2 separate regions of the Homo sapiens genome follow, and region 1 is linked to region 2. A link is a loop called in an ENCODE intact Hi-C map of the cell type or tissue named here. Cell type or tissue: IMR-90. All regions are shown on one strand. Links, peaks and the distances in the headings refer to the core of each region. The heading gives the core; the rest is flanking DNA. Region 1 has its middle 110 kb from the start of ARL6IP6. Region 2 overlaps ARL6IP6 (ARF like GTPase 6 interacting protein 6).

What was found. A loop is a pair of places that touch in the nucleus more often than their neighbours do. Peaks named below come from ENCODE experiments on the same cell type or tissue, not always from the same donor. Only the 100,000 strongest peaks of a DNase experiment are listed, where the experiment ranks them.
Region 1: it touches region 2 in a loop (4-fold over the local background); 1 of 110 quality-filtered maps calls a loop at or near these places.

What each region holds. Positions count from the first base shown.
Region 1 is chr2:152,816,795-152,833,997 of GRCh38, forward strand. No RefSeq gene overlaps it. Among named protein-coding and RNA genes, the nearest start is that of ARL6IP6, 110 kb to the left of the region's middle. In IMR-90, for the core only: no CTCF peak of the experiment used is centred there; no DNase peak of the experiment used is centred there; H3K27ac peaks cover 862 bases.
Region 2 is chr2:152,755,619-152,772,821 of GRCh38, forward strand. ARL6IP6 (ARF like GTPase 6 interacting protein 6) reads left to right here. Exons shown (of 4, transcript NM_152522.7): 4 at 4,129-6,778. The coding sequence ends at 4,222. Among named protein-coding and RNA genes, the nearest start is that of ARL6IP6, 46 kb to the left of the region's middle. In IMR-90, for the core only: no CTCF peak of the experiment used is centred there; a DNase peak (open chromatin) is centred at 6,843; H3K27ac peaks cover 2,015 bases.

The sequences.
Region 1 (17,203 bases), core at 8,038-13,037, 65 kb after region 2:
GGACCCCAGAATAATTCCCCCCGGTAAACCATATTAGGAAGAAAGAAGTAAGAACAAGGTACTTTGTTCCAGACGTTGTGCTAAGGTGTTTTACATACATTAAATAAAGCCAATTGCCCCCAACAATGGTTCTCAAACTTTAAAGAAGAATCATGTGACTTCATATTTTTAATTTGATTTTTAGTACATAATTTTGAGATCTGCTGATTTAGCTACAAGAGCTCAGCTCCTTTTATTAGGTAAACTCAAATTGAAATATATCTTTTCTGCTTATTACCTAGGTGGCATTGACAAGTGTATTATACATTTTAACATTAGTTTCTTTATCAGAAAATGAGTATATTAATAACTATATTGAGAATAAAGGAGATTAAATGTGCACATTGAGGGCTTATCACAATGCCTGAAACAGTGTCCGTAACCAATCAACAATCAGTTGCCACTACTCAAGTTAGAAGACCTAGATACTTCCCCTAAATAGGGTGTTACTTTGGACAACTTACATTACTTCTTTGTGTTAATATTTAATCAACTGCAAATGCATTTGTTTGGCTTTTTAAAAATAATTTTGAAATATGCTTTTACATCTCTTCCGACAACTTTGTATGGTAAATACTGTTCGTTGTTTAGAGGAGCAACTTGGCTTGAGTGCCTTACCTAAAGTCACAGAGTTAATCAGTGGTAGATGAAGGCTTTGAACTCAAGTTTTCTGATGTTAGGTCCTGATTCTTTTGTGTAAATATCACAATGGTCCTCAAATGAAAGAGTTAAACACATGATCTGTGTAATTCTTTCTGTCACTAAGAAGTCTGTTATCAAATGTACCAATCTTAGGGATAGTGCTAAAGGAATTGGGTGTTAGACTGCCATCACTCCCTGAGATAAGACAAAGAGTAGACAACAAAGCCTCATTTATACCACATCCTTGGTTAGGATACCTCCAGCCTAAATGAGAGAGCTGGGGGACTCAATCACAATGGTGAGGCCAAGAGTGGATTCAAATCTGCTTTCTGGAAAGTATTTTTGAGAGATACAAAGTCTCCATTCCTCTATGGCCATTCCCCCTGGATAGGCACCAAAATCTGGGGATGAAATGAACATGCAATCTACTGAGTTGGAAAGTCTGCTTAAATTTTGGAGGCTATAGGTCTATGCAAGTCAAGTTGGGTTTTTCCGATTTTCTCAGATCCTTCTGCACCCAAGTTTTGTTTTCCAGTCTTCTTGGATGGCACAGAAGAAGCTGGTAGTACCATTAACCTTTTGCCCTGCCCTGGTACCCCAACTCAATGTAAGAGGAGGATGGGGAGGGGAGGTAGAGGGCATGTCCTTTTAGGGGGTTCACAAAGGGTCATTTTACTTTTTCTTTCTTCTTATGGAGCAGCCATCTTTCTTCTCCAAAGCCAAGAGATGGAATCTCCTGGAAAGTTCTTCATAATAGTCTGGGATAGCCTCCAAGCAGGGCGATCTGAATTTTGTTATCTACAAGATACTTGATGAGCAGCAGAACCTACAGGCATAACTTGAATGTCTTCAGAGTTGTAAGAGGAGAGAATTTCTGGAGAATGTACTGTGAACCTAGATGTTCCCTTTTATTATGAGGTGATTACACAGTTTTCACCCAAACTTAGATTGTTTGAGAGTAAAAGGGGACACTATAATTTTCTCTGGATAATAAGTGCAAAATAGGACTCTCCAAGGATAACCAGGTTGTCTGATTACTCGATCTCAAATTTAGTTTAATATACTTTATCACAGAGCGTGTGATATATGCATGTTAATTTTAATCTACAAACTCTATAAGTGGTTAGTTAATATTTGAAGTACCCTAATTGAGAATGCATGCTTTCAAAGGAGTTAACATTTGAATGACTAATCAGAAGCCCACTCTTCTAAGGTGACATTGGCTTCAGTTATCTTTGTTAATTAGCATCACAAAAATATAAGAAATTTTTCATTAGTGAAGTCAGTGTTATTCAAATGCATGCATAGGCCAGAAATATTGTACAGGCATTTCCCCTCTTACATTAACAGTGTATATAAGTATTTAGGGAACTCAAGCGCCTATGCTATTTGGAATAGACTTCTAGGCTTAGGATTCCAAGGAAATTGTGAGACTGTTTTCAGTTTCCCAATGGAATATTTTTTTTCCTGATTCTGACCAGAAGGATAACTGAACATCATTGTGTCTGATTCAAGAGATCCTTTCAAGCACGGATGAGCATAGAGCTAGAATTTTATTAAGCCTACAGGTTGTAAGACTGTTTTAAGCCTGCGAGTTGTAAGACTGCCTGCCTTCTACAATACTTGCTAGTAGGGGAGGCAAATTTATCATAGTACGCTACATGATTGCAAGGATGAGGGGAAGGAGCTATATAGTCCTTACCTACCTCTAACTTCAGAGGGCTATAGATATCTTCCAAAAAGTTCTGAATTGGCTTAGACTAGTATATGAAACATCATTTTCAGGCCATTCCCTACCATGGAGAAGAAGGGATGCTTGATGTTTGTCCTCTATGATTTGAGGGTATGTTTGAACTTAAAGACAGGTGTCCAGCTGGGTCCTGGAGATTTCTGAAAAAGGGAGGCCAGTGGAGTAACAAATGCTTCCAAAGCCTGAAAAAAAAACATGCTATAGTGTCTCAGAAGTGGGGGCAGAGGACGAATTGCTAAGACATCCATTTTCCAAGGTCTTTGGAGGGTAAGGAAAAGGATTCCACATGAAGGAATCCAAAAATTACAGGAGGTGAAGGAGTTCCAGGCTGTATGCTAGAGAAGGGGTGGACATTTTATCACTAGAAGGTCCAAGAGAGGCCTTATTTTGGACACAGCTGCCATTTCTTTTTTCTTTTTCTTTTTTTTTTTTTAACGATGGAGTCTCACTTTGTCACCCAGGCTGGAGTGCAATGGCACGATCTTGGCTCACTGCAACCTCCGCCTCCTGGGTTCAAGCTATTCTCTTGCCTCAGCTCCTGAGTAGCTGGGATTACAGGCACCTGCCACCATGTCCAGCTAATTGTCTGTATTTTTAGTAGAGATGGGGTTTCACCAAGTTGGTCAGGCTGGTCTTGAACCTGACCTCAAGTGATCCACCAACCTTGGCCTCCCAAAGTGCTGGAATTACAGGCATGAGCCACTGCACCTGGCCCATTCAGCTGTCATTTCAAAAGGGGCCTCCATGGTGGAGGGGGCCAGAGTGAAGTTTTATGCCATTCCAATAAAACCATGTACAATGTTTGTTCGGTAGCAACTATATCATCCAAGGCTATCAAGACTACCTGGCAGAACCAGAGCAGGGTAGGGAACTCCTTCTAATTGTCTTCATATGCTCTGGTTATTATAACAAAATATCATAAACTGGATGGCTTGAAAAGCAGACACTTATTTTCTCACAGTTCTGGAGGCTGACAGTCTGAGATCAGGGTGCCAATGTGGTCAGGGGATGTGTGACCTCTTTCGGCTTTGTAGAGCCTACTCTCTCTCTGTGTGCTCACATAGGCTTCCTTGGTGTGCATATATATATATATACATATATATATATATAGCTCTGGTGCCTCTTCCTCTTCCTGTAGGCACACTAATCCCATCATGGGGCTCTACCCTCATGACCTCATTGAAACCTAATTACTTCCCAAAGGCCCCATCTCCAAATACCATTACAGTGGGAGTTAGGGCTTCAACATATGAATTTTGGAAGGGACAGAAACATTCAGTCCATAACACTAATACTTAAAGGAGTCTCCTCATGACCTCTGCCTTCCCATCTGTCCTCCTGTCCTCATACTCTGGATTACAGGTCCTAGAAGAGGAAAGGGAACATATGTATCAGAGCCTATTTCTTCCCTCCCACTCCAAGCTCTCAGAAACAGAAACAAATGTTCCACCAAAGATTTTACAGGCCGGCCAGTGGTTTCATGACATATCAAAAGAAGAAAGTTTTTTTTTTCTTTGAACTCTTCCCTCATTTGTCCTAGAAAACTCTCCCTTTATGTGTGGTTTAAACTAAAAGCTTCAATTAAACTACTACCACCCATTGGGGGAAATCTGTGGCCATGCTCTTTTGATTGTTACCATAGAGGGAGGGTACTGCTGGTTATCATGAGCTGGAGCCAGAGAAGCTAATGTCCTGCAATGTGCAGCAAAGTCCCACATAGCAAGAATTGTGCCACGTTCTCCATGTTTCTTGAATATCCTGCTGGATATTCATGTAAGTGAGAAATTCTGTTTGTAATTATTCTGGGCCTAAAACATACTTACTTATGTGTCTCTGTGTGTTTGGCATGGTTTTAATATACTAGATTTTCCAGGAATTCAGCTGCTATGCAAATTAAGAAGGTGGTGGCTTATTTTGTCTGAAAATTTTCTGAGAATGTTTGTTATATCAGAAAATGGTATCAGAAGTGGCCATACCACTTAATGGTATTTGAGGGGCCAATGAAACCTACCAACATCCATCTGCATTTGTAGCTATTACAATCATGGTGACTCCATTGTAGATATAAGTGTCTGACTACCTCATTATGGGCCATATGGCTGAGCAGTTATACATTCAAATGCCTATTATATGATTGTACATAGCTTTTCTTTTAGTTCTCCTCTATATTTAGGGTTGACAAGGTTCGCAAATAACAAGACAGGAAATCCAGTTAAATTTGCATTTCAGGGCCGGGTGTGATGGCTCACACCTGTAATCCCAGCACTTTGGGAGGCCAAGGTGGGAGGATCACTTGAGGTCAGGAGTTCATGGTTCGTGACCAGCCTGACTAACACGGTGAAACCCCGTCTCTACTAAAAATACAAAAATTAGCTGGGTGTGGTGGCATGCACCTGTAATCCCAGCTACTTGGGAGGCTGAGGCAGGAGAATTGCTTGAACCCGGGAGGCTGACGTTGCAGTGAGCCAAGATCATACCACTGCACTCCAGGCTGGGTGACAGAGCAAGACTGTGTCTCAAAAAAAAAAAAAAAAAAAAAATCAATAAATTTTTAGTGTAAATATGTCCTAAACAATGTCCTTCTATTTTATCTGGCAATTCTATTTATAGTACATTTAGGGAATTTTATTGAATTGTTTGAAATATGTGGGGATAGAAAATATCCAATAATTTAATTTCTTGATGTTAAAGGAGTATTAGTTAATAATTATCCTAAGAAGAAGTTGATGGGGCTAGATAGAATTTAAAACCACTGGTTTAGTGGAAAACAGACGTAGCAAAGGAGGAACTACCTACTGCCTACAAGCATGCTCCTTGGACAGAGGGTCTCACACTTCCCACTCTCATTCCTACTCACACAAATGGTTAAACAAATATTCTCCCAATTAAAAAAAATCTTCTTTGGGAAGAATTACACTGCTAACGAAGAGAATTTCTTTATTTTGTTACAAGTAAATCCAGATTTAATCAAAGTACAGGTTCCCTGGAGACAAAGGGGTGTCTTAGTACATTTGGGTTGCTGTAACAAAGTACTGTAAACCGACTGGTTAAAAGCAACAGAAGTTTATTTCTCATCATTCTTGACCTCACAACTCTGGACACTGGAGAGACCAAGATCAGGGCTCTGGCAGATTTCGTGCCTGGTAAGGGCCTGTTTTTTTCCGGTTCATAGATGGTGTCTTCTTGCTGCGTCCTCACATGGTGGAAGGGATGAGATTAATTTCTGCAACTTTAATATTTGATTAAAAAATTGCTACCAAAAGGAGTAAATAATATTTTAAGGTAATACTCCCTACTGAGAACAATCAGACATTGAATTATGGCTTTTTGATTAGAGTCAGGGAAAATCTGATGAACACAAGTATCAGAATGCCTCCAGCTAAACTTTACAAGGTTCAGGAAGAATCACTCAGTAATTTACAAAGGGCAGAGATATTTTATGGTTCAGAAAACTGCAAAATAAATTACAAATAAAAATCAAATAAAAGTCATTCAGAGAAGGAAAGGCTTACGTGGTTTATTCCAATGTAATTGTAGTTACTAGAGCCAGGAAGCACTATAGTCAAAACACATAATTCCCCTGCTTAGGGACCTTCCATTGAACTCCGAGTAAAGTTCAAAATTGTCTACAGAGCCTTGCAAGACCTACTTCCTGCTTCTTTCTTCAGCCTTATCTCATATGTCTGCTCCAGCCCCACTAGACTCTGTTCTCCGGTATTTTTCCTTAGGCTCCTGCCTTAAGGTCTTTGAACGTGCTGTTCCCTCTGTCTGAGACCTCCAGACCTTCAGCCTTTGCCTGCTAACCGGTTGCTTAGATCTCAGTCTTAATGTCTTTCTCAGGGAAGACTTCCTACCTCCCCAGACTAGGTTTCAGGGCCCTCGTCATATGCTTTCACAACACCCTGTTTAGCCTATTTGAAATTATTTGATTTAATGGATGTAATTATTTATATGAATTGGCTTAGATCAATGTGCAACACTTGTCATTTTCAACCTCCTTCATACTATGGAGAAGAGAGGGATTCTTGACATTGGTCTCCTTTGATTTGAGGATATGTTTAAACTCCAAACCCTTGAATATCTGTCTTGCCCGTTAGACTACAGTCTTTGCTAGGTCTTGGATCCTATCTATCTTCTTTTCCATTGTCTGTTGACTGACAAAATAGGTGCTTAATATATGATTTTCAACAAATGTAATGATGTTGATAACAATGTCATCTTTAGGATTAGATAATGATACACATTCCTTATATACTTTAGAAATGTAAGTATCATGTTTCTCTAGTTTGCTTGGCATTATACTGGCAATCTCAGATATATATGGTTATATTAGGCATATATTCATTTACTTAATACATGTTAATTGAGTTCTTATGTGCAGGGCACAATGCTAGGCACTGGGGATAGTGAACAAGAACAATGAACAAGTCAGGCATGATCCCTGCTCTACAGGAAATTGGAGCAGAAAGTAAAAATAAATTTACACCTTTTGTTATTGAATTGTAATGCTGATGAGAACAGTGAGGTAAGGATTAAGGTGCTAAGTGACTGTGACCCTCTTACTTGTTTGCTTTCAGAAAACTGCAGTCTGATGTATGCTACCTGTGCCAGTTAGATGAATTTAAAGATTATAGCTTCTGGTTTTAACTAAGCAAATCACCACAAAATTGGTATGAATAAAGGGTTAGCAAACTCTTTCTCCTTCTGCATAAAAACTTGACTTTTTGTTAGCTTTCAAGCTCTTTCTTCAGAGTGCCTAGAAAGGTAATGTGTCAAATATGTTGCTAGGCAACATTGCTTACTGTGAAAATGACTGAGTAAAAGGCTACAACTGGACTCAAAGAACTATACGTTCTTAGCTTTTGGTTGAGTGTGGTAACTCTTAGAGCTGAGTATGTCTCCGTGGGAACCTGGAAGCTATGCCTACAGAGTTGTTATATGAGATGTTGGCTACCAGGGCAGATTCTGAAATAAGCCACTGTGGAGGATGTCATATTCTTGAACCTGAGCTATCACACAGGGAGGACAGAGGCCATCCCCGCAACTGAAGCAAGGACTCCAGGAGAGCAAAGCCTAGCTCTGTCCTCTGGCAGGCTGTGACTCCTAGCCTATGTCTATCTGAATAAATCTGAAGCCAAGTGTGGCCTGAGATAGTCCAAGAGTCTGAATATTTCATAGAACCTTAAGATCCTCTGGTAGGCATCATAATGGCTTCCAAAAGATTCCTGCAAAAAACTTGCCAGTTAGAAATAATACTAATAATACAAACACAAGGAGACAAGAAGAAAATGTCAGAGTCAACACCTCTTTGACTCCTAGTACAGGCTCTTCATCGGGCACATTGCAAGGTAAAAACAGTGACAATCTAATCAGATCTAATAAGCAGTCGGCCAAAAAGATTACAATGATCAAGAAGGGTCTTTGAAATATGACTTTATATCCACTATCATTAAAAATACATGTTTTTGGCTAGGCATAGTGGTTCACGCCTGTAATCCCAGCACTTTGGGAGGCCGAGGTGGGCAGATCACAAGGTCAGGAGATCGAGACCATCCTGGCTAACATGGTGAAACCTTGTCTCTACTAAAAATACAAAAGAATTAGCTGGGTGTGGTGGCAGGCGCCTGTAGTCCCAGCTACTCAGGAGGCTGAGGTAGGAGAATGGCATGAGCCCGGGAGGCGGAGCTTGCAGTGAGCCGAGATCATGCCACTCCATTCCAGCTTGGGCAACAGAGCAAGACTCCGTCTCAAAAAAAAAAAAAAAAAAAGTAATAATAATGCATGTTTTCAGATACATAGCTACATATTAAATGTACGGTGCCTTGAACTATTTTGAGATGTAAAGTGCGTGTAGTATGCCATGAGAGTGTAACTAGAGGCGTGATGAAGTCATCTTAACGAGCTTAGCAGACATTTAAGAACTAAGCTTCTGGAATTTCATTAAGAATAATATTTTCACTGACAGAGTTTGATTCCATTTAGAAACAAAAAAATTTTAACAAGTTTATTTTTGTTTTATATTTTAAGAATTTCCATTTTTGTATGTTTTCTAAATCTGTAGTACATAGTATAGTAAAAATGGCTTATATTAGGTTGGTGCAAAAGTAACTGTGGTTTTGCCATTACTTTTAATGGGAAACTGGAAGCTATGCCTACATTACTTTCAATGGCAAACTGCAATTACTTTTTCACCATCCTAATATTTTATAAATATAGGCTGCATAATTAGGCTGTTCTTGCATTGCTGTAAAGAAATACCTGAGACTGGGTAAATCATAAAGAGAGGACATTTAACTGGCTCATGGTTCTGCATGCTGTACAGGAAGTATCTGCTCAGCTTCTAGGGAGGCCTCAGAAAGCTTCCAATCATGGTGGAAGGTGAAGGGGAAGCAGGCATCTCACATGGCGGAAGCAGGAGGAGAGAGGGTGGGGGTGGGGGGAAGTGCTACGCATTTTTAAGTGACCAGATCTCATGAGAAATCACTCTCACAAGGACAGTACCAAGGGGAATGGTGCTAAACCATACATGAGAAATCTGCCCCTATGATCCAATCACCTTCCACCAGGCTGCACCTCCAACACTGGGGATTACAATTCAGCATGAGATTTAGAGGGGACACATGTCCAAACTATATCAAATAGATATTCATATCCTATAGATACGTATGTGCTGAATTTTTTTCTACTATGAAGATGGACAAAAATACTTGAAGACTTTTAAGTAATGATTCACAACTCTGGCTAATATCAAAGTCACTTGTGGAATTTAAAAAACTCTCATTAATTCTTGAGCTCCTTGCCAGACACGCAGTGTTAGAATGTCTGGGAGTAAAGCCTAGAAATTCATAGTCTTAAAAGTGCTGCAGCTAATTGTGATGTAGAGCCAGGACTCGGATGCAATCTCTAGAGACAAGGGTTAAGAATTTCTCAATAGTTACTTAATTCCCAGAGTTCCCAGATCACCTGCAACAGGATTACCAGGGCAAACAGCTCCTGGATTTTAAAATACAGATTGCCAGGCCCAGCACCAGATTCACTGAATCAGAATCTTTTACTTAAGAGTTTCCAAGAGAAAAAAAATGATTCGGAATTTTAGGACTACGTAGGTACTCTAGGTTTGGTATTGTGCTAAGACTTTTGCACTAATTATTTTGTTTTAAACTCTCGACTACCTTTAATGTGGACTGATTTCCCATTTTGTACATGAAAATACTAAGGGTCTGAGAGGATAAGATAAGGATTCATTCAGGATAAGGGTGACACAGGTTCAGGTAAGTATGGGGGATCTGAATTTTTAACAGGCTCCAAAGGCAAGTCTGATACACACCGGAATTTGAGAAGCATTAGAATTTGAGAGGCTTGCCTCCTTACTGGTCACCTTCACATTACGAAATTACAAAGTAGCCACTGGGAGCTATCACGCCAAAGAAAAATACCTTCCCACCCTTAAACATGCACAGCAATTATAGGAGTTTATCAGCATGAAGTAAATTCATATTAAAGAGTCTCTAGTTAGCATTTATGTTATTTTGATCATTCTGTTATTGCAAAGTAGTAGTGATTCACTGGAAAGGCTCAGAACAATAGCTGCCCTCTGTTATTTCACATTATTCATACAAGCAGAATACACATAAGTAAAATGTAATTTTTAAAATGAGTATAATCAAGGTTGACAGAAGCTAATTAAGTAGGATATATGCAGAAAGGTTCTTAATTAGCCTTTAAAAATTATCACTTACCTTGTGACTTCAACTCTTAAGAAAAAAGCCAAAAGAAATGGCAAGACACATGTGTGTTGACAAAGGCCGTGACTCAGACCATCTGGGCACAAAGGCAGTTGTTACAAACACAGGAAAATGGCTAAGGCTGAATGACTTTGACCTTGTGTTGCAGAATTGTTGTCTAACTAAATGGAAGAGAAACTTAATATGATAACATCCCCTGCTGGAATTAAATTCATGTCATCATGTTGGGAAATAATCAGTTTGAAGAAAGAAAATGAAGTAGGTGATTTCTGACAATATGTCCCAAGAACTGTATGCATGCCACAAAGTGTGTATGTTTAGCTATAGAGATGTATTTGTCTACATGTACCAAATTCAGGCTATATTGCTGTTGTTAGCGTATTTTGTCTTTCTCCACAAGTAAAGGCAGCAAACCCGTGGTTTATTGGATGGCACAGGACAGCAGACAAATTTTGTTTGACCTTACAGCATTGGCGAATATAATGTTTTAATAATTTTGACTTCTCTGTCAACATTTAAACATGGAAAGATTCCACATTAAATTCCAGATTTCTGCTTCACCTCTCTCATTAGAAGATATAGTAGTATTGGGTCTATATTCTTAAATGGCATTCTGTACTATCTCTTATTCTCAAGCGATTTTAACTCATTTACCTGCATTTAATTTGTGACACCTACCCTAGAAGGATAAAATGAAGGAGTGGGGTGTGGGAGGGCTGACTTTATCAGGTGCTTATTCTGTGCTGAAACTTTTATACTCCTGATTTATTTAAAACTGTCAGGGCTGGGTGTGGTGGCTTATGGCTGTAATTCCAGCATTTTGGGAGACGAGGTGGGTAGATCACAAAGTCAGGAGTTCAAGACCAGCCTGGCCAACGTGGTGAAGCCTTGTCTCTACTAAAAATACAAAAATTAGCCAGGTGTGGTGGCAGGTGCCTGTAATCCCAGCTACTTGGGAGGCTGAGGCAGGAGAGTTGCTTGAACCGGAGAGGTGGAGGTTGCAGTGAGCCAAGATCGTGCCATTGCACTCCAGCCTGGGCGACAAGAGTGAGACTTCGTCTCAAAAAAAAACAACAAAAAAAACAAAAACAAACAAAAAAAGCTCTCAAAACTGTCAAAGCACATTTACTAGATGGAAATGCTGACGTTCAGAGAGGATGAGTAACCCCAGCAAGGTCACACAGCTCATGGCAGAGGAAGGAGCAAGTCAAGGTCTACTTTGGCCTTTTCTGCTATTCTATGATCATAACAAGATAAAAATTGTGCCCTTGGACTCTTGTACTCATGTATTTGCCTTTCTATACTGACTGTTTTTGGTAGTCAGCTTTATTTTCAGGTATCTGTCTGCTATATCAGGTCTATGAATGTCAGAGGAAACAAAAATAAATGTTTATTAGCAGCTGTTGTATGAAAGGAAATGAATTAGATACGTGCTTTAGACATGGTCTCAGTTTATGCTGGAATAGAAGCATTAAGATAAATATACAAATAACTACAATCTAAATGCAGTATGTGGATGTACGATGAGCATGGTGGAAAGAAAGTACTATAGGAGATACAAGAAAGAAGAGATCTGTTACAATGTGTGGCTCCTACGTGGTCATCAGCTTTTACCTTTATGTTTTTTCTTCCCATATTTTCAGGTCATATATATATAATATGTGGTAAATATATTAATATGTAGTAAATGCTATGTGTTAGCATTATAATAGTTCATTAGATTTTAAAAACTGAACATCAAATACCTAAATTAGTATTTTAAATGACTCTAATGATGTAAACTTTCAAATAGCTTTATTGAGGTAAATTTAACATAATAAAATGTATCACTTTAAAACATACACCTATTTGCATTTAAGATTATATATATTATATATGTATGTAAAGTCAGCCAAAATATACGTATATATTTCCAAATGTGTTTGTGTGTGTATAGACATAGAGATACATTTGTTTATACATACTTAAATACAGGGAATGGGCCCAAACAGTGATCTGAAACTCATCTCAAAATTATCCAAGACAGTAGAACCAAGTACAGTGGCGCACAACTGTAGTGCCAGCTATACAGGAAGACTGCTTGAACCCAGGAGTTCAAGGCCAGCCTAGGCAATACAATGAGAGCTTGTCACTGTTTTTAAAAAAAGTTAAAATTATACAGGTCAGAATCCAGATCCTTGCTTTTAATAGATGTTAAATGCTGGTGTGACAATCACTGGATAGGAAATGTACAGTAGAGGTTAAGGGCTTAGATTTTGGACCACATTATCTGGGTATAAATCTCAGCTATGCTGTTTATCAGCTGTATAACCTTGGGCAAATTACTTAATCTTTGTGTGTCTCAGTTTGCTCATCTCTAAAATGGGGTAAGAAGAGTGTACCTGCCTTCTATGGTTATTAAGAGAATTACTGAGTTAACATACATAAAGTACTTAGAATAATGCCTTCCTCATGAGTTCCATATTAGAATTAGTGATTGTTATTATTAAAACACTTAATCACTATGCTTGATACTTTCAATATTCAAATAAAAAAAGTTTAGTGACCTTCCTTTTTTGGTCGCCTTTACATTTAGTAACATAAATAATGCAAAGTCACTGTTCTTGAGTCAGTGCATAGCTTCCTCACATTGCTGAGCTTGATGTAAGGCTGGCTTATGTCATGGTCAGCACCACTGGGAAGATTCTAAGAAAGTGGAAGAAGGAAAGGATGGGATTTTAAGTGGCATTAGAAGTTTGTGACACATGAACCTAATGGAAACCCATGCTGCCTGCCAGTCCTTCAATTACTCAGAGATCTGAAGTACTGCACCTTCAGGGGAAGACCCCACATATGTCTCACTGCTTGGAACAGAAAGTTACTTCCTCCCCAACTCCTTATTTAGGGTGTGTGCCAAATTTTTTATGTAAAGGAAGAATCAGGGACACAATTAAAGTCTTTCAATTCTTTGTAGATAATTATTTTCCATTTCATTTTATGGGAAAATATAGGCTTTGCACTAAGAAAACAATAGTTTGGACATTGTGAACCTTTATTAATATGTAGTAAATGCTATACTTTAGCATAATAGTTCACTAGGTTTTAAAAATTAAACATCAGATATCTAACATTTTAAATGACTTTAATGATGTACATTTTCAGATAATTTTATTCGGGTAAATTTAACATAAAATGAATCACTTTAAAATGTACACATATTGAATTTAAGATATATAAAATTTTCATCCTCTGCAAAAGTTTACTTACACCATGTTCTAGTTAATTGCCATTATGACTCTACTCCTGGCCCCAGGCAATAACTCATCTGTTTTCTGAAATTATAGATGACTTTTGTTTTTTTTTTTAGAATTTCATATACATGGAATAATACAATATCCTTTGGTAAGCATTGTTTCATGTACTTATTGGTCATTTATATATCTTATTTTGTGTAGTGTTTGTTAAAATCTTTTGCCCATTTTTTACAGTTGATTGCCTTCTTATGGAGTTGTAAGAGTTCTATAAATATTCTGGATACAAGGCCTTTGTCAAAGATATGTATTGTGAATATTTTCTCCCAGTTTGTGGTTTATCTTTTTGTTTGATTTAATGGTATGTTTTGATGAGCAGAGCTTTTAAATTTTGATAGAGTCAGCTTGAAGCTGTTTTTACCTTTTATAATCTTGTTTCTGAAGTTACATAGCGTCACTCCTGTTGTCCTGTAGTGGTAGAAACAGTTGCAAAACCCTGCTGAGTTTCAAGGGTATGAGATACAGACTTCATGTCTTAATGGGGCAGAGGAAGGCTCTGAAACAGCATTTGGTATGCGAATTATTGTTGAAACAATTTTGAAAAATACAGTCTGCCAACATCTTTCCCAAAATGTGTCCATTTCATCTAATAGATTTATTGGCATTAAATTTTTTGTGACAGCCTCTTAGTACTTTAAAAATGTTAGTAGGATCTGTAATAATATCCCTTCTTTCATTCTTAGTTATGGTTATTTGTGTCTTCTCTTTTTTCTTTATTAGACTAGTTAGAGGTTTATAAATTTATTGATTTTTTTCCCCTAAAAAACCAGGTTAAGATTTCACTGATTTTCTCTATTTTTTCACTTTTTACTTTTATTGCTTTCCACTCTTATCTTTGTGATTTCCTTTATTCTCCTTACTCTGGATTTAATATGTTCTTTTTATTTATTATTCTTCTTACTCTTACGTTGCTTATTAAGAAAGAAGCTTAGATCATTGGTTTAGATTCTTATTATTTTAAATATGAGCACTTAAAATGATAAATATTAATCTAAGCAATGTTATAGATGCATCTCATAAATTTTGATGTGTCATACATGTTGATATTACTATCACTCTATTAAAATATCTTCTAATTTTCCTGTTGAATTCTTCTTTGACCCAAGAGTTATTTAGAGGTCTTTTGTTCAGTTACCAAATAACTGGAGATTTTTCTACTTTTTGCTATTGATTTTATTATTGAGGTAAGATTCATGTAACATGAAACTAACCATTTTAAAATGTAAAATTCACTGGCATCTGAAGTCCATGCAGAATTTTGTGCAACTATTACCTCTATTTAGTTCCAAAATATTTTCCTCACCCTGAAAGGAATGCCTGTACTCTTTAAGCAAGCACTCTACATTCTCTCTTCTAACAGCCACTAATATTTTTCTGTTTGTATGGATTTGTCTATTCTGGATATTTCATATGAAAATTGGGTACTAAAATGTGTAACATTTTATGTCTGGCTTCTTTTATTTAGCACAATGTTTTTTGAGGCTTATATATGTTGTAGAATGTATCAGTACATCATTTCTTCTTATGAATGAATCATATTCTATTGTATGAATATACTATATTTTGTTTACTCATTCATCTGTTGATGGACAATTTGTGTTATTTCCAACTTTTGGCTATTGTAAATAAGGCTGCTATGAACATATGTGTACAAGTTTTTGTTTGAAGACCTGTTTTCAATTTGGGCATGTACCTAGGAGTGGAATTGCTGGGTCATATGGTAATTCAATGATTAACTTTGTTAAGAACCACCAAACGGTTTTCCATAATGGCTACACTGTTTTTTTATATTTCCACCAGCAATGTATGAGGGTTCCAATTTCTTCACATCCTTGCTAATCTTTATTTTCTATTTTTAAATAATTATAGCCATCCCAGTGGATTTGAGTGAGTGAGTGGCATCTCACTGTGTTTTGATTTGCATTTTCCCTATTAACTAAAGATGTTGAGCGTCTTTTCATGTGCTGGTTGGCCATTTGTATATCTTCTTAGGAAAAATGTCTATTTGTATTCTTTGCCTATTTAAAAAATGTTTTTGGTCTCTTCGGGTTGAGTTGTAAGAGTCCTTTATGTATTTTGGATACTAGAACCTTGTGAGAGATATGATTTGTAATTGTTTTCTCCCTCTCTGTGGGTTGTCTTTTCACTCTCTTGATAGTATCCCTGGATGCACAAATGTTTTTTAATTTTGTCAAAGTTCAGTGATTTGTTTTCTTTTTTGACCTTTTGGTGACTTATCTAAGAATCCGTTGCCAAATCCACAATCACAAAGATTTACCATATATTTTCTTCTTGTTGAAGAGGCTGTTTTTCCCTATTGTATGGTCTTGACACTGCTGTTGAAAATCTGTTGACAAGGGTATGGGTGTATTTCTAGACCCTTAATTCTATCCTGTTGGTCTATATATCTATCTTTGTACCAGCATCATACTGTTTTGATTATTACTGTAGCTCTGTAATAAGTTTTGAAATACAGAAGTGTGACTTCTCCAAATTTATTATTCTTTTTCAAAATTGTTTTGGCTATTACGAGTCACTTGAAATTCCATATGAATTTTAGGATCTGCTTTTCCATTTCTGCAAAAAGGCCATTAGGATTTCGATAGAGATTACACTGAATTTGTAGATTGCTTTGAGGAGTATTACCATCTTAACAATATTAGGCCTTCCAATACATGAACATGAATGTCTTTCTATTTATTTATTTAGAGATGGAGTCTCGCTCTGTCACCCAGGCTGGAGCGTGGTGTCATGATCTTGGCTCATTGCAGCCTCTGCCTCCCAGGTTCAGGCCGCAATTCTTGTGTCTCAGCCACCCGAGTAGCTGGGACTACAGGCGTGCACCACCACATCGGCTAAATTTTGTATTTTTAGTAGAGATGAGTTTCCACCATGTTGGCCAGGCTGGTCTTGAACTCCTTGGCCTCCCAAAGTGCTGGGATTACAGGTGTGAGCCACTGTGCCCGGCCATGTCTTTCTATTTATTTAGATCTTCTTTAATTACTATATTCTGCAACTTTGATAAATCTGTTTATTAACTCTGATAGGTTTTTTGTAGGGTCTTTAAGATTTTCTACGTATCAGATGTCTTATTCTGTTTGGGTTGCTATAACAAAATACTGTAAGGTAGGTAGCTTATAAACAACAAAAACACAGTTCTGGAAACTTGGACGTCTGAGATCAAGGCACCAGCAGATTTGATGTCTGGTGAAAATCTGCTTTTTGGTTCACAAACAGCACCTTCTTGTCTTTTCTTCTTGCATGGTGGAAGGGATGAAAAGAACTCTGGGGTCTCTTTTATGGTTCACGAGGGCATCATCCTTACGAACAAATTACCTTCCAATGGCCCCACCTTCTAATACCATTACCTTGGGGTTAGAATTTCAACATGAATTTTGGGAGAACACAAACCTTCAGACCATAGCGTAGAGATAATCTTATTTATTCATTTCCAATTTGGATGGTTTTTATTTATTTATTTATTTGGCTAATTTCTCTGGGTAGGACTTTTAGTAGAATATTGAACAGAATTGACAAAAGTGGGAATCCTTCACTAGTTCGTAATCTTAGGAGAAATTTAGTCTTCCATCATTGGGTATAATGTCAGCTGTGAGTTTTTCATACATGCTCTTGATTATGTTGAGAAAATTCCCTTCTATTCCTAGTTTGTTGGGTGTTTTATGTACCATTGTTTTTAGATTTATTTATTTATTTTTGAGACAGAGTCTTGCTCTGTC
Region 2 (17,203 bases), core at 3,995-8,994:
TCCAGTGGACACGTGACCCACGTAACCTTACATATCATTGGAGATGAGTCACACTCTTTACCCTGCCCCTTTTGCTTTGTATCCAATAAATAACAGCGCAGCTAGACATTCGGGGCCACTACTGGTCTCCGCGAATTGGTGGTAGTGGTCCCCCGGGCCCAGCTGTCTTTTCTTTTATCTCTTTGTCTTGTGTCTTTATTTCTGCACTCTCTCATCTCCACAAATGGGGAGAAAACCCACCGACCCTGTGGGGCTGGACCCTACATGTGTATATCTTTGGATAATTGTTTATTCAAATCCTTTGCCCTTTTAAAAATTTGACTTTTTGTCTTTTTATTTTTTACTTATAAGAGTTATTTTATATCTTAGTAGACTCTATCAGATATAAGATTTGCAAATATTTACCTCCATTTTATGGGTTTTCACTTAATAATGTCCTTGGAAGCACAAAGGTTTTTAATTAGATGATGTCTAATTTAGGTTTTTTCTTTAGTTTCTTGTGCTTTTGTTGTCATATCTAAGAATCTGTTGCTTAATTCAAGGTCATGAAGATTTATACCTATGTTTCCTTCTAAGAGTTTTATAGTCTTAGTTCTTGTATTTAGGTCTTTGGTCTATTTTGAGTATATTTTGTATATTGTGTAAGGTAGAGGACCAAATTCATTCTTTTGTGTTCAGTGTCCTATAACACAAAAAATACACATTAATTTGAGATGAATTACAGATTTAAATATCAAAAGAAGAAAAGTAAAACCTCATTAAGATACAGAATATCTTCATAACCTTGGAGTAGTCAAAGATTTAATGAAAAAGCCACCAAAAAAGCACTAGCCATTTTTTAAAATATTAACTGGACTTTATTCAAATTAAGAACTTCTGTTCATCAAAAGATCTTATTAAGAGAGTAAAAAAAGACACACCATAATAAACATTATTTACAACACGTATCTTTAACAAAAGATTTGTATCTAGAATACGTAAAGAACTCTATAAACCAATAGAAAAAAATGAGAAAAAGTTTTGAACACAAACATCAAAAAAGAGGCTTTCTGAATGGTCAGTAAGTACATTAATCATCAGAAAAATAAATATTAAAACCACTACAACATACTCTGCAGACCTACTAAAATGGTTAAAATTTATAACACTGATAATACCAAGTGTTCATGGTGATGTGGAACAACTTAAACTCATACGTTGATAGTGGAAGTGTAAATTGGTACAACTATTTTTCATACTTTCTACTAAAGCCTAATGTATATCTACCTTGTAACTCAGCAGTTCTACTCCTAGGATCTATCCAAGAGAAATAAGTGCAGATTCCCACCACCCACCGAAGACGTGTTCATAGTACCTGTATGTATAGGAGCCCCAAACTGGAAACACCCATCAGTAGTAAAATGGGTAAATACATTTTGCTATATACTGCAGTAGAAAAGAACAAACTAATACTACATACAACATGGATGAATCTCACAAAGACAGTACTGAGCAAAAGAAGGCAGACGCAGAAAAATATTTATTGTATGATGCCATGTAGATGTAGTTTCAAGAGCAAGTGAAACTAATCTTGGTGACAGCCCTCAGTATTGCAGTTACCTCAAGATCTGCAGGAGGTAAGTTGAATATTTAAAAGGGATCTTTTTGCAGTGCCAGAAATGTTCTCTATCTTTATGTGGTTGGTGAGTATATGAGAGTCTACCACAGTAAAAATGCATTGAACTGTATATAAATGTTAGACATTTGCATTTTACTGGTATGCTTTAATTAAAAAAGTGAAATGCATGTATAGATATAGATTGGATGAGGTAGACATTGTATTTAATTATCATTTATTGAAGATATTAAACTCATTAATTGAAGATAATATTTTCATTTTACTTGAGTCAATTTTAAATAAGTCCTCTATAGAGTTTTGACAAAGGAGAACCATAATTCCTTCAGTCTTTGTTAACAGACTTTAGAGATCACAAATGAGAGTCACAAGAGAGAAAGCCTGCAGGGATTGTCTGTCTTCCTCCAAAGAGGAAAATCATGGTGAATATTTTGAAAAGCTTTAAATTAAAGCAAGTGATTCTTCAAAGATTTAAGTCCTTTACCTAGCAGTAGTCTGTGACAATTGCTACAGTGTTCCCAGTGGGAATATGGTACATTTGAGATGACAAAGACTAGGAACCACTACTCCCGAGCATTTTTTCATTGCCATTAAAATGCATTGCTTTGCCTGCTTAGTAAGGAAGTCACTGAACATTTGAGCATGTACATCTCAGTAAAATTCAATTCTACCAACATTGTAGTTGTCGGCTTAGTAAACTGAACTTTAAAGGTTTTTCTATTTTTGTGGGATTGTGAGGATCACAAACTACTAAAACAGAACAATTAACTCTGGAAACCTTTTGATGATTAACTTTATTGGGTGAGTACAGTCATCCCCCTTTATCTGTGAAGGACTGGTTCCAGGATTCCACACAGGTATCAACATCTGAGGATACTTGAAGTCTCATTCAAAAATGGCTTAGTATTTGCATATAACCTAAGCATATCCTCTCATATACTTTAAAACATCTCCACATTATTTATAATATTATACCTAATACAATGTAAATGTTATATAAATAGTTGTTTTATTGTTCAGGGATTGACAAGGGAAAAAAGTGTATACATGTTCTGTACGGATGCATTTTTTTTTTCAAAATATATTCTACCTGCTTGGTTCATTTCGCAGATGTGGAACCCACTGATATGGAAGACCGAACTGTATTAATTTAAAAGTTTTTTGGATCGTCACTAAATATTTTATGATGAATGATAATGCTGATTGTTCAACTTTAGGTTTCTGTTCACTAGTCATCAACATATATTTGAGGAATTTCTTTTTTAAAGGGACAAAGCATTATACCTATTTTACGATGTAGATAGGTAATATAGGTAGGTAGATTAACCCTTAATAACACATGAGAAGCATCTTTGACTAGCCCTAGTTGGGTAAAGAAAGGTTGAGTCGAAAGTAAATAATAACTCCCTTGGAACAGAGCAGGGAACCATCAGGAAGCATCAGGGTCTATGTAGCTTCAGATGAATGCAAAGGGCTCTTCTTTGAAGAATGTACCTTCTTCAATCTCTGCCACAGATATTGTGCGACTGGAATCACTATGAGGTGCTCTTCAAGTGTTAGTTCACAGCTAAGTGCTTCTCTGGCTTTGGCTACTCCTTAGGAAAGGAGGAGAGGATATGGGTATTTATGACCGTCTCAGTCCAGGGCCCTTACTGCTTTTGTCTTTTGGCTTTTACTTCTGCTAGTGCACCTTCCTGTGTGTCCTCAATTTGTTTTGCTCCAGAAAGGAGAGTATTCTGTTCTGCCTTCTAGAGAGTCTCAGTTGGATACTACCTTCTTTTCTTTTTAATATGTCTGATTCTTACTAGGATAAGCAAATAGTATTATTGCAATACAGTTAGTGGGAAAAACTGTTGTAAGATTGTTACAAGATAAAGGAAACAAATGTCAGGGAATATTCATGCACATAAGAGTTATTAAACTAGTTGGCACTCCTAGCAATCATAAAAGAGATGTGTCTTTGCTGATTCTTAAGAACTCATTGAAAACCACTTCAATTAAGTAACCTATTAGAATGATAGCTGAAATATCTATGAAAGACATAGGGAGTTCCTTCATATAACCTAAAAGTGGTGCAAACAGAACAAATACTTGAAATAATATGTATTTTAAGTCAAATCAAAGTAAGAACAGACAGCATGGAAACACACCGCTAATTAATGAAAGAACTGTTTGTAAAATAACAAAACTTATACCTTAGAATTAGGTTATGGCTACACACAGTGACAATGAAACACAGTAAAGAAATAATAGGGATGAAACTCAGCATTACTCATCAGTAATGATTTGAAACAACTGTAATTGTTAACCAGTACAGTTTTGACACAGGACTTAATAAGATCTATCCACTATTTATCCTGCAGATGTCCAATATTCTTTAAGTTTTGTATTCATATGTGAACATTTGGGAAATACACTCCAAGGTCATAAGTATTTTCGATGAAAACTTTTGGTGTCTTTGTTATACCACGTTACATTTTTCTTTTTTGATTTGTGTTTTTCTTTTTTTCTAGGAAACTGACTGGACATTCTTTCCACATGGGCTATAGCATGGCGATTTTGAATGGCATCGTAGCTGCTCTTACTGTAGCATGGTGCCTCATGTAAACCCACACTGGAGCGATATTGTTGGCAAAACTTAATCATGATTGTTTTGTAATAACAAGAAGGAGCATCACTGTCTACTCAGAAGACTGAGAAACCTGCTGTTCATTATGTAGTTCAGATATTTATCACAATCATCCTCATTATGGAAGACCTTTTAAAGCATTGTTTTAGAATGTCTGAGTATTAAGATACAGATTAATTGGGAATATCTGAGTATTAAGTACTTTCTTCAGAGTATAAGATGTTTACCTCATCTTTTTACTTTTGTGTGTGTAGTTCTTTCAAGTTGTAGGAAACATTTTAATGGAATTTAAACTCAAAAACTTGAATACAGGACAATGCTTGCCTTTTCATGTATGTACTACATTTTTTGCTAAGAAATACTGATATTTCTGTTTAGTTGAGCTAGAAATACTTCTTATTTATACATTTAGGAAAGCAAATAATGCCTACTACTCCGACTTTTATAGAAGCTACTTTTAAATCAGAATATTTAATTTTTGATATTCATATAATTAATAGAAGTTGCATTTATATTTTTTATGGGGCATAGTTCCTTATGTGTTTTTTTAATGTATTTTCATACTACATACTGAATTTGTATGTTTTTAAAATTGTTACATCTAGACAACTGTAAACATTATTTTTTTAGCTAGTGCAAACCTAGTACCTGCCATTTTTACTAATTTTTGTCTTTAAAAAAAGCAAAAAAGCACATTGACCTAAGTTGAAAATTAAGTAAGTTTATTTTTAACAAAAAATGCCTGAAAAAAGCTAAATTATTTAAGTCATTAAGATATTGAGAAAAAATTTGAAATTTTTACTATTTCTGTTTCCACAATTCCAAATATTTATCTTGGTGTATATATTGTTACTTTAACAGAACTTGCATTATTTTGTTTTTAATAAATATAAACATGAAATTTTTGTATGTGAGAATGATTGAACTAGTTTGTTCTTAATCTCAAAAATTTAGTTACCAAAGTAGAAAAGGTATTTTGATACTAGATATTAAAAACTACATATAGTTAATATAATTTTATAATTTTTGTAATTAAATGTGCTCCTGTAATTGTGATATTTTGTTTTCTAAGTAATTAAGCCTTAATTTTTCCCCTATGTTACTAAAGACTTTTAATGTTTAGAAAGTTACCTCAGTTTTAGAAAGATGGACTACTTACAAAGCTGTTTTCCCTGGCCATAGGAAAACTTACAATAAGAAACCATTAAGTAGTCAAACTGCTTATTCAGGCTAAGTGGGAAATGAATTTGTGCAGTGTGTTCCCTTAATTATCTACTGAATGTTGTTACCGACTAAACAAGGTTTCTAAAAGTCTCGCATTTCTTTTACTATTCAAAACTCTTTGGTTGGAAATGACTAATACTGCTCCAATTTAAATTATCTGAAATGTGTGTGTGTGTGTGTGTATCTAAATATCAATCCCATGGCTTAAGTATTCCTACCAGAGTGGTGGTTGCCATCAGTCTATTTTCACTCCCTGCCTTCCTTCCTGCACGCTTAAACTCTTCACCCTTTGACTCCAAAGAGCCCTTTCATTGCAAAGATGTACACAAGTAACAGAATCAATTTATCTTCTCTCCACCACTCTGTATTCCCACGCACCACCAATGTGAGTAACTCCCTCCAGATTGTTTGTGTCTAATGACTAGGAAAGTTATTAACAGTAGACCCTAGATAGAGATATGTACACCCTAGACAGTCATGTGCCATATAACAACGTTTTGGTCACAACGAACTGTACTTATGATAGTGAATCCCCCCGTAAGATTATACTGCTGCATTTTTTACTTTATTTTTTCTCTGTTTAGATACACAAATATTTACCATTGTGTTACAGTTGCCTGCAATATTCAGTACAGTAACATGCAGTACAGGTTTATAGTCTAGGAGCAATAAGCTATACCATATAGCCTAGGTGTGTAGTAGGCTATACCATCTAGGTTTGTGTAAGTATACTCTGATGTTCACACAATGATGAAATTGCCTAATGACGCTTTTCTCAGAATATATCCTTGTCATTAAGCCAAACATGACTATATATACCTACAAGATATATATTAATATAGATAAATATAGAGAGAGATGTATCCGTAAGATATTTTTGTGGAATCCTAATTCTTCTGGACTGTTACTCCCCTTTTTTGGGAAATGACCCTCCTCTCTCCAGTCTGACACAGGGTCCAAATATAAATCATCTATATGCAGAATGATTAGGCAAGGATAGTCACCTAACTCTGGCTGAGCTAATCCTAATCTCATTTTGCCTGGCTACAATGAGTAGAATAGAGAAATGACTTCAGTGAAGTATGTCTCTTCCCAGGATTTTTCAGCTTGAAATTAAGATGTGACGAAGCTGGGAAAATGCAAGCCCAGGAAATGCTGGCAGCTGTAGTTCAGCCAGGCTCAGTGGGAAAGAATAAGGCTGATAACGGATATTGCTAATGGCGTTACCCTGGTCCCTGAAGCCCAGTGGCAATCCTGCCATTCTTGATACGTGAGTCAATAAATTTCTGTCTTTTGGCCTTTGCAGTTTACATTGGCTTTTGTCATTTGCAACAAAACAAGTCAAAATGAGCTTATCTAGCAGCTGGAATCCATCTCTATTGTGAAACTGACTCAGATGATCTCATCTCCTTATGTGTAGCTTACAGCATTCTATTTAGTTACTTGTGAAAGATAAACGGGGTGTAAGTATTCCTGTGGCTAGTGATTAGTCTCAGGGACTTGAAAAGACATTTTAGAATAAATTAAACTATTATTAATCTTGCTGTTTCATCAAGAAATTATGTCCCCAAATTCAGTTCCACCTTAAGTGTTATCAGAAAGAATATTACTGTAGTTATCAAGATATGATTCTTTAGTTAATACAACGTAATGAGTTTGAACTACAACTGTTACTTAATATCTTAGCATTTCCCGGTTTCCTTACCTGTCGAATGGGAAGAATAATACTTAACAAAATACTTAAACTACAGTGAAAATACTACATGTCAGAATTTGTAGGACCTAGATAAAACACTGTGTAAGGGTAATTTATAACTTCAAATACATTTATCAGGACGAAAGTACTATTGAAAGCTAAAGAGCTAAGAATGCAGATAAAAAGCACAAGCAGCAGAGTAACATCCCCGCCCCCACCACACACACAAGAAAGATTGGAAATAGGAAAGATAAGGATACAATCAATGGAGACTCACACCAAAGAAGTGGGGACAATATCCAATACCAAAAGTCGTTTCCTGGAAAAGATATGATTGACAGACTTCTGGTAAGTCAGATTTAAAAAGAGATTTTCTATATTTGTCTATTTTCCTATTTCTGCCCATGCTCTTGGTTATGTCAGCTGCCAGAAACCATCTGTATTAGGGTTCTGTAGATGGACAGAACTAATAGGATATATGTATACATGAAAGGGAGTTTATTAAGAAGAATTGATTCACACGACCACAAGGTGAAGTCCCACAATAGGCTGTATGCAAGTTGAGCAAGGAAGCCAGTAGTGGCTCAGTCCGAGTCCCAAAACCTCAAAGGAAGGGAAGCCAACAGTGCAGCCTGCAGTCTATGGCCAATGGCCTGAGAACCACTGGTGTAAGTCCAAGAGTCCAAAAGCCGAAGAACTTGGAGTCTGATGTTCGAGGGCAGGAAGCATCCAGCACAGGAGAAAGATGAAGGCCAGAAGACTCACCAAGTCCACTGCTCCCACCACCTGCCTGCTTTATTATTGCCTCTCTGGCAGTTGAGGGGATGGTGCTCACCCACATTGTGGGTGGGTCTGCCTCTCCCGGTCCACTGACTCAAATGTTAATCTACTTTGGCAACACCCTCACAGACAGACCCGGGAACAATACTTTGCATCATTCAATGAAGTGGACACTTAATATTAACTGTCACACCATCTGACTAAGGAAAAGGGAATCAGGACTGGTGGGGAGGAACCTAGAAAGTGCCAGAGAGTCAAGGAAAATGAAGCAAAGGGACTGTCTGATAGTGGGAATAGCCTGGTCAGGATAATGTATATAGATGGATCCTTGCAGAGAGTGCCCAGTTGGCCAAGATTAGACTGTGTGCCTACTCCTTTGGCTTCTCTAGTTGAAGGCAGCATCTGAAATTATTTTGGGATGGTTGAATGGATATCAAGCAACCACAAATACAAATAATCACTGTACACTCTGCTGGTCAGCTTCTCTTTTCACCCTTAAGCTTACAACAGTACTCATATGTAACAATGTAGCCATTGTATACTATATCCAATACCAAAGCCAGGACCTTCAGATTATGTCCCTTCTAGTTTTGCCACATTCTCTTATTGATATTCTACAAATTATACTAGTCATTTTAATACTTATTAAGACATTGCTTTTTTATGTGAACTAGAACAATATTTTTAAGAAGGACAAAAAGATGGGAAACTTGTTAAAATACACTTTATATATGAGAGCAAGAAAATACAGATCAAAGTTACTGTCATTTAAATTAAGCATTTGGTTATGACACCTTCCCTTCTATACACATGTATTCTATTTTATCTTTGCTTTGGCTACTACGTTGGCTAAGTTTCTTCCCTGATAATGGCGACCAAAGCTTTATTTCTGACACATTTCAGCTCTTAGTTCATCTTTTGCCACTGTATGTGGCAGTACGAGAACAAATATATTTTCCTTCTATATTCTTCCTTGCTTATTATGTGGCAGCATTTGTATTATAATGTTAAAACACACCAACTAATATAGTGACCCTCTTTTTTGCATGATTATTCATGGCATACAGAATCTAAAATTACCAGATGGCAGTTTGAACTTCCGGTTCTTCTGAACCAGTTTTCTTTTTGAACTTCCTTAAGTACTAAAACCTTTAAAACAGAGTTCAGACTCAGAAGAACAGAAAGCAAAAACTTTATTATTGGGTCACTGGGTGTAATAGAAACATCCGGCAGTGTCTTGGTTCTTGAACCCATGTAATATGGGCATGGGAGAAACCAGCAAAAATCAGTTCTTGGATAAAAACATACATTGCATCCAGAAAGATGCCATTTTAGTGTTAACTGTCAGCTAGCTTAATAACTAACTCTTGAATAGATTATTTCAGTGTTGAAGGTGCATTATAAGAGAGAAGTCAACAAAATAAGAATTGAGTGTGGCCAAGTGTGGTGGCTCACACCTGTAATCCCAGCACTTTGGGAGGCTGAGGTAGGCAGATCACTTGAGGCCAAGAGTTCAACAGCAGCCTGGGCAACATGGTGAAAGTCTGTCACTACTAAAGATACAAAAACCAGTTGTGGTGGTACATGCCTGTAACCCCAGCTACTAGGAAGGCTGAGACAGAATCACCTGAACCCAGGAGGCAGAGGGCAGTGAGCCGAGATCACACTACTGCACTCCAGACAGATTCTGTCTCAAAAAAAAAAAAAGAAAAAGAAAAAAGAATTGAGCAATTGAGCACGTTGTCTTACCTCCTCAGGGTAGTAAGTTCCTTGACCAGAGCAATGTGGTGGGAATCCATGATAATGTATAAATTATGCAGTAAATAGTAGGGCTGCCAGAGGCAAGGAAAGCAAATCTAAGACCATAATGTATCTACCAGTGGGGACAAAACTGCTAAGTGCTACCTCATCTAATGCAATTAATTGGCTATCAGGTAGCTGGCTCATCCCCCAAGATATGATGCCATAAAGAGAGAGAGGGAGAGAAGTTGGTGGGGTGGGAGTGGGGCAGCAGAGATAGAAAGGCAGCAGCAGCCAGGAAAGCCTCTGAAAGTGTGGGTCCATCTGACTACCCCACCATCCTAGCATTTTATGCTCCCATTAAGCATTGGCTTGACAGAGACTACCATCTACAGTATAGGTTATGCTGTCCACCTGATTATTTAGAGCCTCTTTCGCAATGAAGGCTTTGTTGTGAGCATTCACATAGCTCAGAAATATTCTCAATTCTGGGTCCATTTAAAGAGCTCCATCTATATATCTCTTCCCCACCTTTCTTAAGTTGGCACCAGTCCTTTGTCAAGTCCCTGGCAATCCAGCCAAACTACTAGTTCACTCTCCTTGAATATACATAATCCTTATTTCATACCATACTTCTTCTAGCCAAGGAGACAACAGTATGAACTGCTTGAAATTTATATTGAACTCCCTAGGAAAAATTTCTTTTTCACTGCACATTGCTACCACCTATGAATGGGGGTTTATGCCCCCCACCACCTCATTTTTGGCTGGTAGTAACATATTACACAGAATCATCTATAAATTGGGCTTGAGTTTCAACATCAGTCAATTATCTATACCAAACCCTCGTGAGGCCAGGCTGCGGACTGAATGAAGAGAGGCTGCATGACAGTAGGAAGCAGGATGGGAATCTGATCATACAACTTACTCAGGACTTGAGGAAAATGAAAGGATGCATCTATGTCAGTGGTTCTTAAGCAAGGGCAATTTTGCCTTCCAGGGGCAAAACATAGAAATTTAGCTAATTACTTAGCAATGTTTTGAGATGTTTTTGATTGTTACAATCGGGGGCTGCTACTGGCAACTAGTCAACAGGCCAGATTGCCAAAGATTCTACAGTTCCCAGCAGAGAGGACAGTTCCCCAGGAGAGAGAATAATTCAGTCCAAAATATCAATAGTGCCAAGGTTGAAAAACCCTCATCTATGTTGATGACAAAGTGAATCGGATAATATCTGGTCCAGAATGGAAAGCTGAGGTCATAGGGTTACCTGGAGTTCTAAGATGTGGTGTTCATTCTCGAAAATGCCCCAGTAGAAAGAGCTGTTTCTCTAAAGAGTTATTAGCTAAACAAGACTTCTCTCTGCCAGTACCCTACAGACGTTTGCGTCGCAAGGTCTGCCAAAGTTTTCAACTACTATGGCCTTGTATATTATTAAAGTTCCCCATGTAATGTAGCCTCTAGCCAAAGAATTCTACTCACAAAACCAAAAAACATAACCCATAAAAAATTTTCTTCCCATCTCCATAGGCAGCCTATTTTTGTTCTCAAAGGAAAAATACTTCTGTAAGGTTACACACAGTGCTGTTAATGAATTGAAGCTGAGACTACATTTGGCCATTTAAAGTTCCTTATATTACTAGACAATAGGCAAAATGGCTATTCTGGTACTGATTGCAGTGATTAATAATCCATCTACCAATGGGAAATCCAGTTACTGCAATACAGTGGAAGCCAGAAGGAATATGGACAAAGGTCCGAGCTGCTTCCATGTTAGACTCTCATGTTTAGTTAGAGAAATATTACAACACCTACATTGGCAGAGGCTCAAATCCCTCAGGAATGAAGTTTTGGTTAGCCTACTTGATTAAAAAATCCCTATATTTGTTAGAGTTTTGGCTGAAAGCCAAGGGAACATGGAATAGATATTGAACAGAATAAGTCAAATACTAGACTAGAGCCTTATCAATTTCAAAAATGAAGAGCCATAACCTCTACTCATTTCCTTTGTATGGCATGTGTGTTCCTGCTTTTTTTCTTCATTTCTTCCATTATTTTATGTAGGATTTTAAACATTTGGCTAACTTTATAACTTTATGTAGGGTATAGGTTACAGAATATTGTGATGAAATTACTATAGAACAGGGGGGCAGTGGAGAATTCCTGAGATCCTGGATATGGCACTGAATACAATAGTAACCTATGAGGCTCTTGATTGTCTTCCTGTAAGGAAGGGGTCAAATGAACAACAACTTGTTGTATAGTATGAGGTGGAATAGTTTTTTGGAGGAAGAGTTCTCATGGGAAGTAGTGAGTTTGTGTGTGTGTGTGTGTGTGTGTGTGTGTGTGTGTGTGTGTATTTTAGAAGGGGTCTGACTGTCACCCAGGCTGGAGTGCAGCGGCCTGATCTTGGCTCACTGCAACCTCCACCTCCCAGGTTCAAGCAATACTTTCACCTCAGCCTCCCAAGTAGCTGGGATTACAAGTGTGTGCCACCATGCCTGGCTAATTTTTGTATTTTTAGTAGGGACGGGGTTTCACCATGTTGGCCAGGCTGGTCTCGAACTCCTGACCTCAAGTGATCTGCCCGCCTCAGCTTCCCAAAATGCTAGGATTACAGGCATGAGTCACTGCACCCGGCCTGCAAGTTTGTGTATATTGGTATTAGTCCATTCTCACACTACGATGAAGAAATATCTGAGACTGGGTAATTTATAAAGGAAAGAGGTTTAAGTGACTCATAGTTCTGCAGGGCTGGCAAGGCCTCAGGAAACTTACAATCATGGTGGAAGGGGAAGCGCAAATACATTCTTCATATGGCAGCAGCAAGAAGAAGTGCAGAGCAAAAGTAGGGGAAAGCCCCTTATAAAACCATCAGATCTCATGAAAACTCACTATCACAAGAACAGCATGGGGGAAACCACTCTCATGATTCAATTACCCCTCACTTGGTCCTTCCCATGACACATGGGGATTATGGGAACTACAATTCAAGATGAGATTTAGGTGGGGATAAATATTGGACAGGCAAACAAGTGGAGTCTATTGGATATTTTGTCATTTTTTGACTGCTCAACCCCAAAACTCAGTTATATTTTGCGAGAATTCCTTGTTATATGAGTGTGGGAGACAAGTCTTCAGGATGCATTAGAGAAGGCTAAATATTGGATATTTACTTTCTCCCAACCTGATTGCTAGTGAATATAACCTTGGTGCCACCAATTTTATGCTCCTGCCCAAGTCTTTGAATTGTGAATGAATGACACAGTAACTGACAAAAAGTTGAGAATTCAGTCACAGTTGTACCATTCAGTGGTAGTGACAATGGCTTCTAGCTGTCTTTAGCAGCAGTTGGGCCACTAATTGAATCCTAATCAAACTATTTTAAAGCAAAACCTTAGCTGTAATCTCTGCTACCAGCCTTTCCTTGGTGTCTTGTCATTTTATGATCCTGGTTCTCTGGCCTTTCCTTCAATTCTGTGAGCAACTCCCTAATGTTATAACAAAATTATTTTCTTCTAAAGCTAGCCAAAGTTAGATTTCCATGTTTAAAACCAAGAACCAAACATTCATCGTATCTCAACTCTCCACCACTACCTATCCACAAAGCCCCATTAAAAAAACCTTTGTTCCACCACAATTTCTGCCATCTGGACTCATTTCTTATAATACTAATTTTAAAAAGTATAATATGCTATCTACTCTTATTATTTTATAATGACTCATCTTTTTAAAGTCTTTTAGACTCCTTTTTATGTGCATAATACCTAGGCTGTGAAGGGGGCCAGCCCCTCCACACCTGTGGGTATTTCTTGTCGGGTGGGACGAGAGACTGAGAAAAGAAATAAGACACAGAGACAAAGTACAGAGAAAGAAAAGTGGGCCCAGGGGACCAGCCCTCAGCATACAGAGGACCTGCACCGGCACTGGTCTCTGAGTTACCCCAGTATTTATTAATTACTATTTTCACTATCTCAGCAAGAGGAATGCGGCAGGAGAGCAGGGTGATAGTTGGGGAGAAGGTCAGCAAGAAAACATGTGAGCAAAGGAATCTGTGTCACAAATAAGTTCAAAGGGAGGTAGTACGCCTCAATGTGCATGTAGGCCAGATTTATGTTTCTCTCCGCCCAGACATCTCAGTGGAGTAAAGAATAACAAAGCAACATTGCTGCCAACATGTCTCGCCTCCTGCCACATGGCGGTTTTTCTTCTATCTCAGAATTGAACAAATGTACAATTGGGTTTTATACTGAGACATTCAGTTCACAGGGGCAGGCAGGAGACAGTGGCCTTCCTCTACCTCAACTGCAAGAGGCCTTCCTCTTTTACTAATCCTCCTCAGCACAGACCCTTCACGGGTGTCAGGCTGGGGGACGATCAGGTCTTTCTCATCCCACGAGGCCATATTTCAGACTATCACATGGGGAAAAACCTTGGACAATACCCGGCTTTCCAGGACAGAGGTCCCTGCGGCTTTCCACAGTGCATTGTGCCCCTGGTTTATCGAGACTAGAGAATGGCTATGAGTTTTACCAAGCATATTGCTTGTAAACATTTTGTTAACAAGGCACTTCTTGCACAGCCCTAGATCCCTTAAACCTTGATTCCATACAACACATGTTCCTGAGCTCAAGGCTGGGGCAAAGTTATAGATTAACAGCATCTCAGGGCAAAGCAATTGTTCAGGGTACAGGTCAAAATGGAATTTCTTATGTCTTCCCTTTCTACATAGACACAGTAACAGTCTGATTTCTCTTTTTTTTCCCTACAGCCTGGAGCTTACACACAACAAGCGCTCAGTAATTGTTTTTGTTTGTTTTCAGTTGGGGTCTTGTTCTGTTACCCAGGCTGGAGTGTAGTGGTACGATTAGTGCTTACTGCAGCCTCAACCTGTCAGGCTCAAGTGATCCTCCCACCTCAGCCTCCTGAGTAGCTAGGACTGCAGGCGTGCACCACCATGCCCAGCCAATTTTTAAATTTTGTTTTAGAGACAGGGTTTTGTTATGTTGCCCAGTCTAATCTTGAACTCCTGGGCTCAAACAGTCCTCCTGCCTCCGTCTTCCAAATTATTGGGATTACAGGCATGAGTTACTGCCACTGTGCCTGACCCTCAGTAACTGTTTATGACATTTACTGAACTAGTCTGTGCATAGAATTACAAAGTCATATAAGGAAAAAATGAAAAAATTTTTGGAAGATATGACTTCACTTTCTGAGCATCTTATAATGCACAAATAGACAATAAGAAAACTTACTACAAGCACATAAGCAAGTATTTCCTATGGTAGTACAAATATCTTTATACAATACTAAATTTTTTTCAAAAACACAAAAAAGGGGCCAGGTGCAGTGGCTCACGCCTGTAATTCCAGCACTTTGGGAGGCTGAGGCAGGTAGATCACCTGATGTCAGGAGTTCTAGACCAGCCCTGCCAACATGGTGAAACCCCTGTCTCTACTAAAAATACAAAAATTAGCCAGGCATGGTGGCGCACACTTGTAATCCCAGCTACTTGGGAGCTGAGGCATGAGAATCACCTGAACCTGGGAGGCAGAGGGTGCAGTGAGCCGACTGCACTCCAGCCTGGGTGACAGTGAGAATCAGTCTCAAAAAAAAAAAAAAAAACAAAAAAAAACCCAAAAGGTAAAAGTAATAAGTATGGTTTTAAAAATAAAGTGTATTTCTGGATTTTCTTAAGATCTGACCATTTGCAGTTTCATTGGACTGAGCAGATAAGTGATGTGATTAAGGGACAGATAATGTGATTTATCCATATTTTTATAAATTAATATATCAGAGCAAGCCTCCACAATAAAGTATTTTTAAATACTGAGTCATTAGAATAAAAGCCCAAATTATAAAAAATTACAGGTCGCTTCTCTGTGTAAAGACATATCCAGCAATATGAGAAAGTCCATTAAAAAACAGTGCTTAGAATGATAATTTTATTTATAACCTGAAAAAGTTGTACACAACCAAACATCCAAATTTACAGATGACACTAAACTCTCCTAGGTATTGGAATTTGGAAACATTTTATAAGAATACCTCAGAAAGCCATACAAATGGGCAGGAAAATGACAGATGTTTAAGAGTGGACAAAACTTGGTAACATTATGAGGAAAAAAAGCCCCCAAATTTGTACATCAGGAACCACCAGGGAAAGCATTAAAAACAATTGAAATACATAACTTTGAACTAAAGTTCTGGCCTCCAGTACTCAAGAAAAACATTTCAAATCCCTGCTGAAAAGATATACCAAATTTAAGAGTTCTCAATTCCAGGACTCCACTTCCCCCAACCCCAACCCCAACCCCAACCCCACAGATACCAAAATCTGTGGATGCTCAAGTTCCTCTTATAAAATGGTGTATTTGTATATAACCTATGCATATCCTTCAATAGGCTTTAAATAATCTCTAGATTACCTATAATACCTAACACAGTGTAGATGCTATATAAATAGTTGTCATGCTATATGAATAGTTGTCATACTATTTTTTATTTGTATTATTTTTATTGTTGTATTGCTATTTGGGTTTTTTTAAACTTTTTTGAATATTTTTCATTGGTGGTTGAATCTTCGGGTTCTGGAGGGTCATCTGTATGTATTTGCCAGATGTGGAGGGAGGGCCATAGTAATTAGTGGTTTATTCAATCATAGAGGGCATAAGTAGAATTAAAATAGGCTTGTGCAAATATTATATATTCCCAATATAAAATATTACATATTCCCAAAATATAATAATAAGGGGTCCTCAGAGCTCCTAATTGATAGTTTTAGAAGAAAAAAAATTCTCAGTGCATTGCAAACTTACAAAATATAATTTCTATCTAGAGGTAGAATGAGCTGTTGTAAGTCTAGATAGTTTTGATAAAGGTTTATAGAACCATGAATAATAAATGCTGCAGCTTTTGAAGGCAGAATGTTTCAGAAATAAAATTAATCTTACAGGAAAAATGTTCTGGAAAGTAATGAAGAATTGTTTTGTGTTACCACTATGAAGAACACTGAAATGGATGAACGATTATTTTCTGACATTGACCTTAGCAGCCTTTTCTTTCCAACAAAACTTAGTAACACTGTTTTCTTGACACTTCTTTCAGCATGGTACTCCTTGCCCCTCCCTCTGTTCCCAGAAATCAACTGTGTTTTACACTTACTATTGAAATTAACTGTGGAGTTGGGCCCATTCTGGACTCACTGAGCTCTTCTTTTCCTTCTCTTTAGAGAAGACTAAAGAGCAGCCACTTGGTGGCTTTGGGTCAGCTCCAGAATGGATCTGGATATTCAGTTCAGTGTAATATGAAGGGGAAAACAGGAATCCCTAAGAGCAGTTTAATGTTAAAAACAAAGTCCTGATCCCCCCGAAATTTTTGTAGGTGTTAGCACTGCTGCTGCAATTTTAACCTTAAAAAAATCTACCAGCCGGGGGCAGTGGCTCACGCCTGTAATCCCAGCATTTTGGGAGGCTGAGGCGGGTGGATCACAAAATCAGGAGTTCAAGACCAGCCTGGC